3 separate regions of the Mus musculus genome follow, and all the other regions are linked to region 3. Evidence: chromatin contacts called from ENCODE Hi-C or POLR2A ChIA-PET data. All regions are on one chromosome and are shown on one strand. The core of a region is the stretch at or near the end of the contact, and the rest is flanking DNA. Distances in the headings are between cores, read along the strand shown. Region 1 has its middle 34 kb from the start of Snora26. Region 2 holds the start of Usp46os2 (a long non-coding RNA gene). Region 3 holds the start of Dancr (differentiation antagonizing non-protein coding RNA).

The links. A loop is a pair of places that touch in the nucleus more often than their neighbours do. ChIA-PET counts read pairs that join two places held with the same protein, here RNA polymerase II (POLR2A).
Region 1: POLR2A ChIA-PET joins it to region 3 with 41 read pairs in embryonic stem cell. The contact joins the enhancer-like site here to the promoter of Dancr in region 3. A Hi-C loop is called at or near these places in 1 of 37 maps with a recorded cell type or tissue (heart). POLR2A ChIA-PET finds 5 or more read pairs at or near these places in 4 of 5 experiments (Patski and embryonic stem cell).
Region 2: POLR2A ChIA-PET joins it to region 3 with 16 read pairs in embryonic stem cell. The contact joins the promoter of Usp46os2 here to the promoter of Dancr in region 3. POLR2A ChIA-PET finds 5 or more read pairs at or near these places in 3 of 5 experiments (Patski and embryonic stem cell).

Annotation. Positions count from the first base shown.
Region 1 is chr5:74,125,198-74,128,884 of GRCm38, forward strand. No RefSeq gene overlaps it. Among named protein-coding and RNA genes, the nearest start is that of Snora26, 34 kb to the left of the region's middle. Within about 2 kb of position 1,399, at least 1 of the 3 ENCODE cell types and tissues checked has a DNase peak (open chromatin) inside an H3K27ac peak, as active enhancers do; it is heart, where a contact is called at or near this core.
Region 2 is chr5:74,034,380-74,038,246 of GRCm38, forward strand. Usp46os2 (a long non-coding RNA gene) reads left to right here and starts at 1,311. Exons shown (of 3, transcript XR_001784877.2): 1 at 1,311-1,804. It overlaps Usp46 (ubiquitin specific peptidase 46), which reads right to left. Exons shown (of 9, transcript NM_177561.3): 2 at 2,654-2,734.
Region 3 is chr5:74,091,079-74,094,945 of GRCm38, forward strand. Dancr (differentiation antagonizing non-protein coding RNA) reads left to right here and starts at 1,982. Exons shown (of 1, transcript NR_145133.1): 1 at 1,982-3,259. Snora26 (small nucleolar RNA, H/ACA box 26) reads left to right here and starts at 2,452; the gene lies at 2,452-2,572.

The sequences.
Region 1 (3,687 bases), core at 149-2,648, 34 kb after region 3:
ACAGGGTCACCCTCCTCCTCAGCTTCTTTGAGCTTTCCCCTAATTCAACCACAGGGGTCAGCAGCTTCTGTCCATTGGTTGGGTGCAAATCTCTGCATCTGACTCTTTCAGCTGCTTGTTGTATCTTCTGGAGTGAGGCCATGAAAGGTCCCTTTTTGTAAGTGCTCCATAGCTTCAGTAATAGTGTCAGGCCTTGGGACAGCCCCTTCAGCTTCAGTGTTTTAAAAGTGGTCAATACATCAGAAAGGCTTCCACAGCTGTTGCTGAAAGAGCTAAGATCGGGAATCTATTGGCTCTAAGTTCGTACACTGTTTTGTCCTTGGAGAAAGGATGAACAACTTGTCTTGAGGCACTCAGGGGGTATGAATTCCCTGAGCTATTTTGCACCCTAATGAAGAGCTAAGCACACCCACTGCCTCAGTCAGCCAGTGCCATCGGTAGTCAACGATTACAGAGTACAAAAGGTATTTTTTATACGGTTCCGGTGGTTGGGCAGGGTAAGTGTGAATTCATCACTTGTGCTAGAACTTCGAAAAAAAATATCACAAAGGTGCTTACACTGAATGGAAGTTTATTCTGGTTCAGCTGTGACTTCTAAAGACTTTTGTAATGGTTTTTTTAATGGATTTCTGTGTCAGCCTTAAAATGCATAGGAGGTGGGTTGTTTGTTTGTTTTTTCGAGACAGGGTTTCTCTGTGTAGCCCTGGCTGTCCTGGAACTCACTTTGTAGACCAAGCTGGCCTCGAACTCAGAAATCCACCTGCCTCTGCCTCCTGAGTGCTGGGATTAAAGGCGTGCACCACCACACTCGGCATGTTTTTCTTTTTCTTTTTTTTTTTTTTTTTTCGGTTGTTTGGTTTTGTCTTTGTGAACAGGTTTTCTCTGTGCAGCCGTGGTTGTCCTGGAACTTGCGGTGTAGACCAGGCTGGCCTTGAACTCTCCGAGGTTCAAAAGCCTCTTGCCTCCTGAGTGCTGGGATTAAAGGAGTGTGCGTGCCAAGTGCCACCACTGACCTGTTGGGGGTGTTTTTCTTTGGTTTCTTTTAAAGCAAATGTCAGCTCCAGCCGCTGTAGCAGCTGTGCTCAGGAATCCTCCAGATGCATTGTTGTCCACTCATGCTCCTGGCTTGGGCCATTCCATTCGCTCCAGGCCAGGAATATACCTGCTCCTTGGAGCCGGCTGTGATATTGAGAATCAACTTGGGAAATCCGCCCTGCGGTGGCCAAGCACAGCCGTCAGCGTGCTGAAGATGCCCTGATCCTTAGTTCTGACCGCAAAGTTCTGCTCCGGGCAAGCAAAGCTCGAGGGGACACGCGGCCGTCCTGATGTCCAAACTACGGGGTACTCCTTGCCAAGCCCAGGACCTAAACCCCAGGCCACAAGCTACACGGTGACCCAAAGCCTGGCAGGGCGGGCCATAGAAAGGCAACCAATAAAGGTGGAGCGCCACGAGCAGCCAGCCAATCCCAGAGAAGATTCGGGGCGGGGCCTACATATGCTATAGTCCCTGGCCTGACTATTGGCTGACAGGGTTGTTCAGGCCGTCTGGCCCCTTCCAGCTCTGGATCTGGAGGAAGAAGCCTGGGAGCTTCTGGAGTGCCCTTCTCTGGGCGCCAGGTCACCAAACCGAACCCAAAAGGCTCTCCCTACGCCTTGGTGCTGAGGATCTGGCGCTCACCGTGGGTCTTCTCGATTGCTCTGTACTTGTACGTCTCGGGACAGCTTTGAGTCCTGGCTTCCTTGCTTTCAGAGCTACCGTTTCTTTGTCCACAAAACTCCGGGCTCCACCCCCAACATCACATAAACTAGTGGTAGTGGTGCAAGCCTGTAACCCCAGCATTCAGTGGGCAGTGGCAGGGAGATCCTGGTTTAAAAGTTATCTTTGACTACATAGTTAGTTGAGACCAGCCAGCGATGCATTAAGTCCTGCCACAGAAAGATGAGTGTAAGCCTAGTTTTGATGGCTAAACCATCTATCTCTCCAGCCCCTCCCTCTCAACAGAGTTACCAAAGAAGACATCCAATGTCAACAACCTCTGGCTTCTATACACACATGCGCACACATCTGTGAACATGTGTACACACCACACACACAAGCTCTCTACCCTCTAAGCCCCCGCCCCGAAAAGGAGTAAAGCCAGAGATGAGAGGCATGTGATCATGAAATGAAGGAGAGATATGTCCCTTCTGTAGAAGTGACAGCATTGTGTCGTGATGTCGCTCCACGATTCGATCAGAGATAGTGTGTAAGCACTGTAAATCAGCCTGGGGGTAAACAGTGAAAACAGTGAACAGGGAAGACAGTAACAAGTTCAGCACATTGACCCTGGAGTGTGGGACCGCTGGCTTAGTGGACAGACATGAATATAAGAACCTTTTTAGGGATGTAAACCTATCACTCAACAAGAGATATTATGGGGCAATAGAGAGCTAGCTCAGTGGTTAAGAGCACTGATTGCTCACCTGGGCTCATCTCCCAGCATCCACTGGGCTGCTCACAACCATCAATAACTCTAGTTCTAAGATCTAATGTCCTCTACTGACCTCTTCTGGCATCAGGCACTCACAGAGTGTACAGACAGACATACATGGGGGCAAAACACTCACTCAGAAAAGGTAAATATTTGTTAAGAGGTATCATGGCGAAGGTCGGTGACACGGTGACACCCCCTGAGACTGACGAAGGGACGACAAAGTGGAGAACTGAAGATCAGTTTCTGAGGCAAAGGGGAAGAGCCTGGGAATCTCTCATCCGTAGAGGGAAGACCGGCACAGAGCGTGTTCCAGGAAGGAGTTCCTGTGCATTCATGGATGTGTAGAACAGCTTCTGGAACTTCTGCACCAACAGTGGAGGGCTAGGGTGACTGAGATGTGATGTAGTGTGGAGATATCAACTAGGCCACAGGGGAAGGTGCTGCTGGGGTTTCTGAGGTTGCCGGACCAGCCTTCGACACAGGTGAGCATATTTAAAAATCTCCCAAAACAAAGCTGGCCTTGGCAGAACACCCTTACATGTAATCCCACCACTTGAGGGGCTGAGGTAGTAGGACTAGGACTGATATTAGTTCAGGCCAGCCAGGGCTACATACTGAGGCTCTGCTTCAAACCAAACAACAAAATGTCCTTAACTAATATGAATGCAGATCAATAAAGCATTGGTATTTACATGACATGCCCAGCATATGTTCAGGCGTGTCTGTTAGATAATAGTAGCTGACCTTTAGTGGATATTCATTATACCCTATAGCTGCTCTATGCAGTTTAGCTGGAGCTGGGCCTGGTGTCAAACAGAAGTTATGAAGACTGAGTGGGAAGAATGGAGAGTTCCAGGCCACTCTGCGGTTCTTGATGAAAAGCTACCAGGGACCTTGCTTCAAAACAAAGCAAAAGCAAAAAAACCCAATGCCGATCCCATTTCTTCCACCAGTTCCTCTTGCCAGCAGGATGCTTGAATTCCTCATTTTAACCCAAGGACCCGTGCACTGCTAGTGTTTTGGGAAAGCTATTGGACCACCCTGTTCACTGAAGCAGTTGGTCACTCTTTACACTTTACACTGGCCTCACCTTCACACTTGCACACTCATGTGCACAAACATGGGCTTAGGAACCCTGCAGTGGCAAGAAGGTAGACAAAAGGTGGAAGGCAGACAGCATGGAAATTTCTATTATATTATCTATATTGGTATA
Region 2 (3,867 bases), core at 61-2,560, 57 kb before region 3:
AATTGTCCCAATATGGTATTACACATGTCCCTGGTCCCTCTGTAATCAGATTAGGGCCCACACAGTAATACTCAATCCCTCTCCAGTCACAGACACAGAGATTTTTGACTTCGGAGGGGAAAGTCATTATCTCACTGGCTTCTAAGTGACTGGAAGCCCAACTCTGTTGGAGGCCCTAGCTGAAACCTGTACTTTAAGGCTGTTCCCACTCAGTAAATGAACAGGAAGAAATTCCAAAGCAATAACAAGATCCATAGCCTGGATTACAAAACGCTGCAGAGGTCAAACGGAGCATGGGCATCTCTGAATGGCTTTGTGGCTAGGACATCTTCAGTTCCTACTTGCTCTAATGTTCCCTGACACAGTCACGTAACAGGTGACAAACCCTTTCACACAGAGGCTGGCACCTTCATAAATTACCAATTAAGGAATCATAAATGAAGCTATTAATAAATACAGCTCTCATGATTCTTCTACAAGGTAGGCAACAGCCTTAGTTCTCTCTCCGTAGTCTACATTTGTATTTTCCTTAGCTAGGGAAGAATTTCCAGGAATTGAAAACTCTTCAGAGAGTTAAGTGGAGAACTATTCACAGTTGCTAAAATAAGCTTTCTATTAAACTTTGAAAACTGAGCTTTGCCAATACAATACCCTGTATTTCCAGGGCCTTATGTAGCCTTCCTCTGTCCAGTCTTCTCTCTGCTTCTCAATATCTTTTACTCAGACATCCTACAGCCACAACCGGTCTGACCTAGTAGTCAACTCTGAAGAAATAAAAGGAATATTTTCCAAGTGTCTACAACATACTCCAGTCTCTCATCAGAGCCTCACATAGTCTCTCTCTCTGTCTCTCTCTCTGTCTCTCTCTCTCTCTGTCTCTGTCTCTCTCTGTCTCTCTCTGTCTCTCTGTCTCTCTGTCTCTCTCTGTCTCTGTCTCTGTCTCTCTCTCTCTCTCTCTCTCTCTCTCTCTCTCTCTCTCTCTCTCCCTCCCCCTCTCGTTCATCCTTCACTGTGACTCAAGAGGGAGAAACCATTGCAACCACAATTATTGAATGCAGGAATGGAGGACCAGAAAGGCCAACTTCCTTGCCTGGGATCACACCACCAGTTAACAGTACAGGAAGAATTCAAATGTAGCTCTTTCCTTTTTACCCAATGTAGCATTTACTTGCAAAGAATGCGTCCAGCTTCTCCAAGCACACCTCCCAGCAGGAAAGATACTGGCAGAATGGCAGAGCAGCTGCTCCAGAAACCCAAGTGTCTGTGAGCTAACAGGCTTAGCATCTAAAACCTTGACTCAATAAAGATACAGTGACGTAGAAAATCCCTAGGGGTGATGGGTAATACCACTTTAGCTCATAAAGCCAGATACTAAGGGGCTCCTGCCTAGCAGGAAGAAACCCAGTGTTGTGGAACAGTTTCCTCCAAGATTGAAACCCTCCATCTGGTAGAGAAGCTCCTTACATAGGAAAGTAAAACACTCAAAATAGTTTCAGGAAGTCCCTGAAACTGACCAGATTCACTGGGCCCCTCCCTGCCATAGTAAGCAGAGCTAAACTACAAAGAAGACTCTAGGAAGAACAAAAGCTGCCAGGAAGACTCTGAGACTGGAACAACTGAGTGGAAGAAGCAGAAACCAGTGGAGCTGCTTGGAGGAGGTTTAGACCAGAGTCACTTGGAAAGGCCACTCTCTGCCCTGCTGAGCTGCCACCAGTGAGCTGTGCAGTGAGCTCCAGGTTCCCAGCTCTGTGAGCTGTCACCCATGCCAGGGTATGCCTTGGTGAGGCAGCTGTCTTTGTCTCCTGTAAGTAATCCCTCACCCATACTTTTGTATCCCCAATAAAATTCATTGGCTCACCAAATTAAACTTTGGTGGTGCCTGTAATTTGGTCTGTAGTGAGCTCCCTATCTGGGGTGACCGGATGTATGGGTTGTATCTCCCTACGAAAAATTTTGTCATACAACAATTGGGGCCAAGTAATTCTGGGGTAAATGACTCTTGGTTCTTGATCGGCAGCCCTCCTCTACCTCAAGTGGAGAGTCTACTCATGTAACTGTAGATCTCTAATATAAGCTGTACTATCAGCCAAGCACAGGTAACCAGCTACCAAGTCTTAAAACTCAAGGTGTATTATTGATCCATACCAAAACAAAGACTAAGAGGTTCACGCTGTGAGAAAGGGAGGAACAAGCAAAGTGGGTTTGACCACACACTAATGACATCACTATGAAAGTGACACAGACAAAGGAAAGCCCTCAAGGCACGGAGGGGGGGGAGGGGCACGGGGGGGGGGGAGGCGGGGGGGGGGTGCAAATTCGATCAATAATGTAGCAATTAAGTCCTCTGCTGGGGACAACTATGACAACATTTTAAAAAGTAGATTAAAGTGCCCTTCTCCAGCATTTGACTCTGCTACTAACTAAAGCACAGTTCTTTAAATAGATTTGGCAATGGCAGAGGAGAGTTGGGCATGCTCAGGCAGAGACGAGAAGGATCCCTGCAAGTTCAAGGCCAGCCAGGTCTACATAATGAGCTCAGGACCAACAGAGCTACATAGCTAGATCTTATCTCCCCAAAACAAAACAAACAAACAAACAAGCCAGGAGAGCTACATCAAATACCCTAAAGCAAATGGAAACAATAAATACTTACATTGACCAATCCGAAGTAGTGTTCATTGATCGGAAACTGCTCTGGTCCAATGTCTTTTTCCAGAGCAGAGGCATTGGTGCCCTACAAGAAAACATAACAACATGAAAACAGATGAGGAAGTTGGGGGATAGAAGCTGGCCCACTCCTGAAACAAGCATCCCTTGTCAGCAGTGTATACTGGGTGTGCGACATTACAAGGAAACCAGGAGACTCGCTAGCAAGGCTTTCACTCTATTCCATACCCAACGTACTGGTGGCCCGGGCCCTGAGCTTTCGATTAGGAAAAGATATTTGAGATAGATATGTAAATAACAAGATGATCTTCTGAATAATAATATATTGAATAATAAAATACTCCAGATGGCTGCAGAAATAGAGGGCCTGGAAGATGGGACCATTGTCAAAATCAACATCTTCATTCTGCTAAGGAGTTCCCACACACCCACTCAGCCAGGCACTAATCTCTAGGTCCAGGCATTAATGAGAATGGTGAAGATACATACAAGACGGCTCTCATGGGGTTCCCATTTTAACATATGATGATGGCCTGAAGCACAAAGCAAACCTATTAGACAATATACCAGGAGCTGGTGAGTACCGCAAAGGAAAATAAACTCAGAGATGGGCTGAGGCCGGCGGGAATGCTACAGCGAGGGCTGTGTGAACGGTAAAGGCTGCCCAACTGCACCTTTAAGTAGAGAACTCGGAGAAGGTCTTACTGAGAAGGCTCTATGTACAGACAATATTGCAGATGATGGAAGGATCCAGTGTGAGTCCTGACAACTGTCGGGTGCGTCAGATTGCTAAGCCTGGTGATACTGGAGCATAGTTAAGACTAACAGCTCCTGTGCCTTCTGTGCCAGGGACTGTGCAGTTTATCCTCGTGATGCACCTAAGAACTACACTATGTGTGATGGCTGTTCTCCATTGTCTACATCTGGAAGTGACTTAAATCCCCAAGAGGCTGTGAGGGATTTTTCATAATTAAATCATCAGCAATGGGAAGACCCACTTTAATCCAGATCTTTAGAGGGGGTAAAATCCACCTTTAATCTGAGCCACACCTACTGGCGGTCTAGCTAAAGGATGTGAGAGAAGGAAGCTCGCTTTCTTCCCCTGCTTGTTCTTGCTCTCACTGGCAAGTGTATTCCTTCGCTGACAGTAGAGCCTACGTCTTCAGGATTCTAGCTGAAGACCATCTGAGATATGTATGC
Region 3 (3,867 bases), core at 732-3,231:
CAGATAACAGACTACACAAAGTCGGAAGAATGGCTAAACAGATTGCTGTTCCTTATAAGACATGTTGCATGACACAACATGAAAAAAGCTTAAAAGCAAGTTTCAAATGAAGAAAATCTAGTTTTAAAAGAACCAAGTATGACCTGGCAGTGGTGGGGGCACGCCTTTAATCTCAGCACTCAGGAGGCCAAGGCAGAAGGATCTCTGTGAGTTCAAGGACAGCCTGGTCTAAAAAGCAAGTTTCAGGACAGTCAGGATTACACAGAGAAACCCTATCTCAAAATAACAACAACAAAAAAGGTCACATGTGTGATTCCATGCCTACAAAAAATCTAGAAGAGACGGTTTCCAATTTAAAAAAAAAATGTATTATTATTTACTGTTATGTGTGTGTGTTTGTGTGAACTTGTTGTTGTCCAAAGGGGACTGTGGAGCTGGAGCCTGGCGTTGCAGGTAGTGGGTGCGAGGAACCGCAAGAGAAGCAAGTGCTCTTAACTGCTGAGCCATCTCTCCAGCCCCATGGGGCTTCTTTTTCCAATAAGACGCTGACTGCAAAATGATCTGGGAGTAGACAATGGAGATGATTATAAAACCTTGAGGAATATTTAAAAACACCGATTTGTACACTTAAAAGGGTGACCTATAACACTTGGGTTCAATCTCAAAAAGTTATCTAAAAAGTCAAAGCAAGTTGACAAAGCAGGTCATCATTTTTTTTATCTAGACTAAAAGTGGCTGTAAAGAAACACAGGCGAGCATGATGAATAGACTTAGAGTCCTTATTCAAACGAACTCATTGTAAAGTAACATTGTATCAGAATAGTCTTGCTGTGAACTTGGAGCGGCTGTTTATTCTAGCAATCACATTGGCATTGTCCTCAGGCAAGATGGCCTCTTTTCTTTTGAAATAAATACTGAAATATTAAGAGGTGAAACAAACCAAGCTTGAGATTTGCTTTAAAATACCCCCCCTCCCCCAACAGACCAAGACGATAGATGCGCCAGGTCTGGAATGAATGGCTGGCTTTTAGCCGAGAGAAGAACGCAGGCACGTGGCTCTTTGAACATTTTTAGTTTTAATATAAGTTTGGAAATTTAATTTCTTCAAATTAAAAAAATAATTTTATTATTATTATTATTATTATTATTATTATTTTAAAAACCTTGCCAATAAAATCATCTCAGACCGTGGAAATTCTCATTAAAATAAGTTAAGCACATATCCAGGCCTGGTGGTGAAAATTTGTCGTCCCTTCTACTCAGGAAGCTGAGGCAGAAGGACGGAAAGTTCCAGTCTTGTCTGGGAAATTTAGTGAGACCTAGTTTCAAAGTAATAAAAGGGTTTGGGATCTGAGACGCCAGGCTCTACTTTTAACCCAGGACCACTAAAAACAAGACAAAGGTATAGCCTAGGTGGAGAGTGGCATGCATGCCAGCAATCCTAGCACGTAGCACTGAGGATAACAAGTTTGATGAATACCCTGAACTAGCTACACAGTAAGTTAGAAAGCAGTGTGGGCACCTAAGAGAGACTCTGACTCAAAATTAATGGTACGGGCTGAGGAGGTAGCTCTGTGGTAGAGCTCTGTTGAGAACTAACTGCCTCACATCTCCAGCAACATTTCTCCTTGATATTACTCTCCAGGAACACAGAAAAAGGCAGCTCCTCTCAGGGTTAAGGAGGGGCCCTGGGAGTGAACTAGCTGAACAAGAAGGGATCTAAGTCGGAACACACCTAGCACCGGCATAGCTTCAGGAAAGGAAGGTTTCCACTGAGCACAGCCTCAACGCTTCCAACACCGCAGTGGGTGGAGAACCTGCTGCTGGAAGTCAACGGCCCCACCCTACCGGGTCCGAAACGTCCCGACGATTGGCTTCCCATACCAGCCACGCCTACAATCCTTCTGACGATTGGCTGCTCTCCTTTTCCTGTTCTGCCCCCTCCAAGCGGCCCTCTGATTGGTTGCAGGTCTCGGGGGGGGGGGGCAGCTCCGCCCCTCTCCCGGATGGCTGTATTAACGCAGCGCGCAGCGGCTCGGTCTTTCGGTCCCGGCCTTGGTGGTGAGTGTCCTCGTGGGAGGGTGTCAGGATGTCCCCGTGTCCCCTCGAGCTTTGCCCGCCCCGAGCTCAGCTGCTCCCGGCGGCCAGAACGGAGGGGTAGAGCAGTTCTCAGCGGCCCGCGGGGCGGGCGGCAGTGTCCAGCCCGGGGCTGCGCGAGACACAAAGTCCTCTGTGCCGTCCGACCCGGGCACCCTGACCACCGCCCTTTCCCTCTGCAGGCCGATCCACCCGAGCCGGTCCCCACTGCCCAGCCGTGCTGCTGCCTCGGACACAAGCGCAGGTACGTCCCGGCATTGATCGGAGGCAGGCCCTGGCCACGTGGCCGAGAAGACGGAGGTTCCAGGCCTGTCTTTGTTGAGCTGCGCCGGGCCTCCCCAGTCGCCCTTTCCTGTGCCCTTTTAAGGTTGTCGCAGTACTTTAAGAGGCTAACACAGAAGGGTAAAGGAACTCTCCATAAAACCCAGAGAGGAAAACTACACCTCCTCTTTGGATCCTGTCTGGAGTCACAAATGAACCAAAAGCTTCATTTAAAACTTGAATGTGCGCATTTTAGGTTCTGGCGATTGCTAGGTAGTGATATAGGATTTTAAAGAAAAGAAAACGTAGCCTACCTGGTTTAATTTGGTTGGAGGAGAAAGTTCAGAAGACAAGAATACATTTGCTTTTCTAGAAGTGAGATTTTAGGTCAGCTGGAAAGGATATAGTTGAGTATGTTCCACTTATGTGAAACATTTTTATTCTTTCATAGGTTGAAAACTACAAGAAACCCGTGACTGAATGGCTCCAAGGTGAAGTACTCTTGCATGTAGTGACCAGGTTTGCCTGTATTCCACTTTAGGATTAGTATCGAAGCTGAAATAGGTGAAGTGAGGGCCATGTGAGTTTCCTTGAATGGCCTTGTAACTGATTACCCTGAAGGTAGTTTGCTAAAGATTTTAATCAATGTACTAGGATCCTGCCCCACCCCTTCTTCATGTCCCACTGCCCTAGAATCAGATCTGCATGGCTATGACATGCTCGCCGTTTTAAAGATGCAAAGATTTCATGCTAGATCATTAGAATGTATCTGGACTTCGTTAGGACAAGTTCTTTGCTAGTAACCAGTCACGTGCTAGCAATTGAGGTGTGTTAACCTGTATATTGTTGCCTATGAGTAATTTTCCATAATCTTTAATAAAGGCTTCCTGTGTCAATTCTATGGCTTGTTCACTTGTTCTTATTACTGGGGAGGGGGGGGGGGGTCAGAACCACTTGGAGCAATTTGTCCTAACACCATGTGCGTGCGTCCCTAGGATCAAACTCAGGCTGTCAGGCCTGGTGCCAGCCACTGCTAGCTGTAAGGTTATTTCTTAGCATTGTTTTTCAATTGTTTTCCAAGCTTCTGTTTGGTGCCTATTGAACCCACGATTTATATTCATCTAGGCCTTGTGTGTGTGATGCTAGGGATATAACTTGTCCTTAGGCTGCATGGCGCCTTTACCTGGGCCTTTTAATTTTCAGAAGTGGTTTCATTTTAAAAGAAGCCACCTTCAAGGATACAAAGTTGTGTGAGTATGCAGGGAGACAATGGAAACTGTTACAATTGAGTCTGAAATATCAATTGTTTCTATTTACACAATAGCCTTAAAGTTCTCTGACCAAAGTAGACAAAACTGCAGCACAGTTCGGCTATAATCATATTGGCTACATTGTACTGAGTACTGAGAGTACTCAGTAGCCACATGTGGCCAGGGACAGCGCAGTACAGGTTTCTGTTACTATAAGGTTGCTGGTAGCTATTATAAGCTACTCTGTAAACATCTTGGT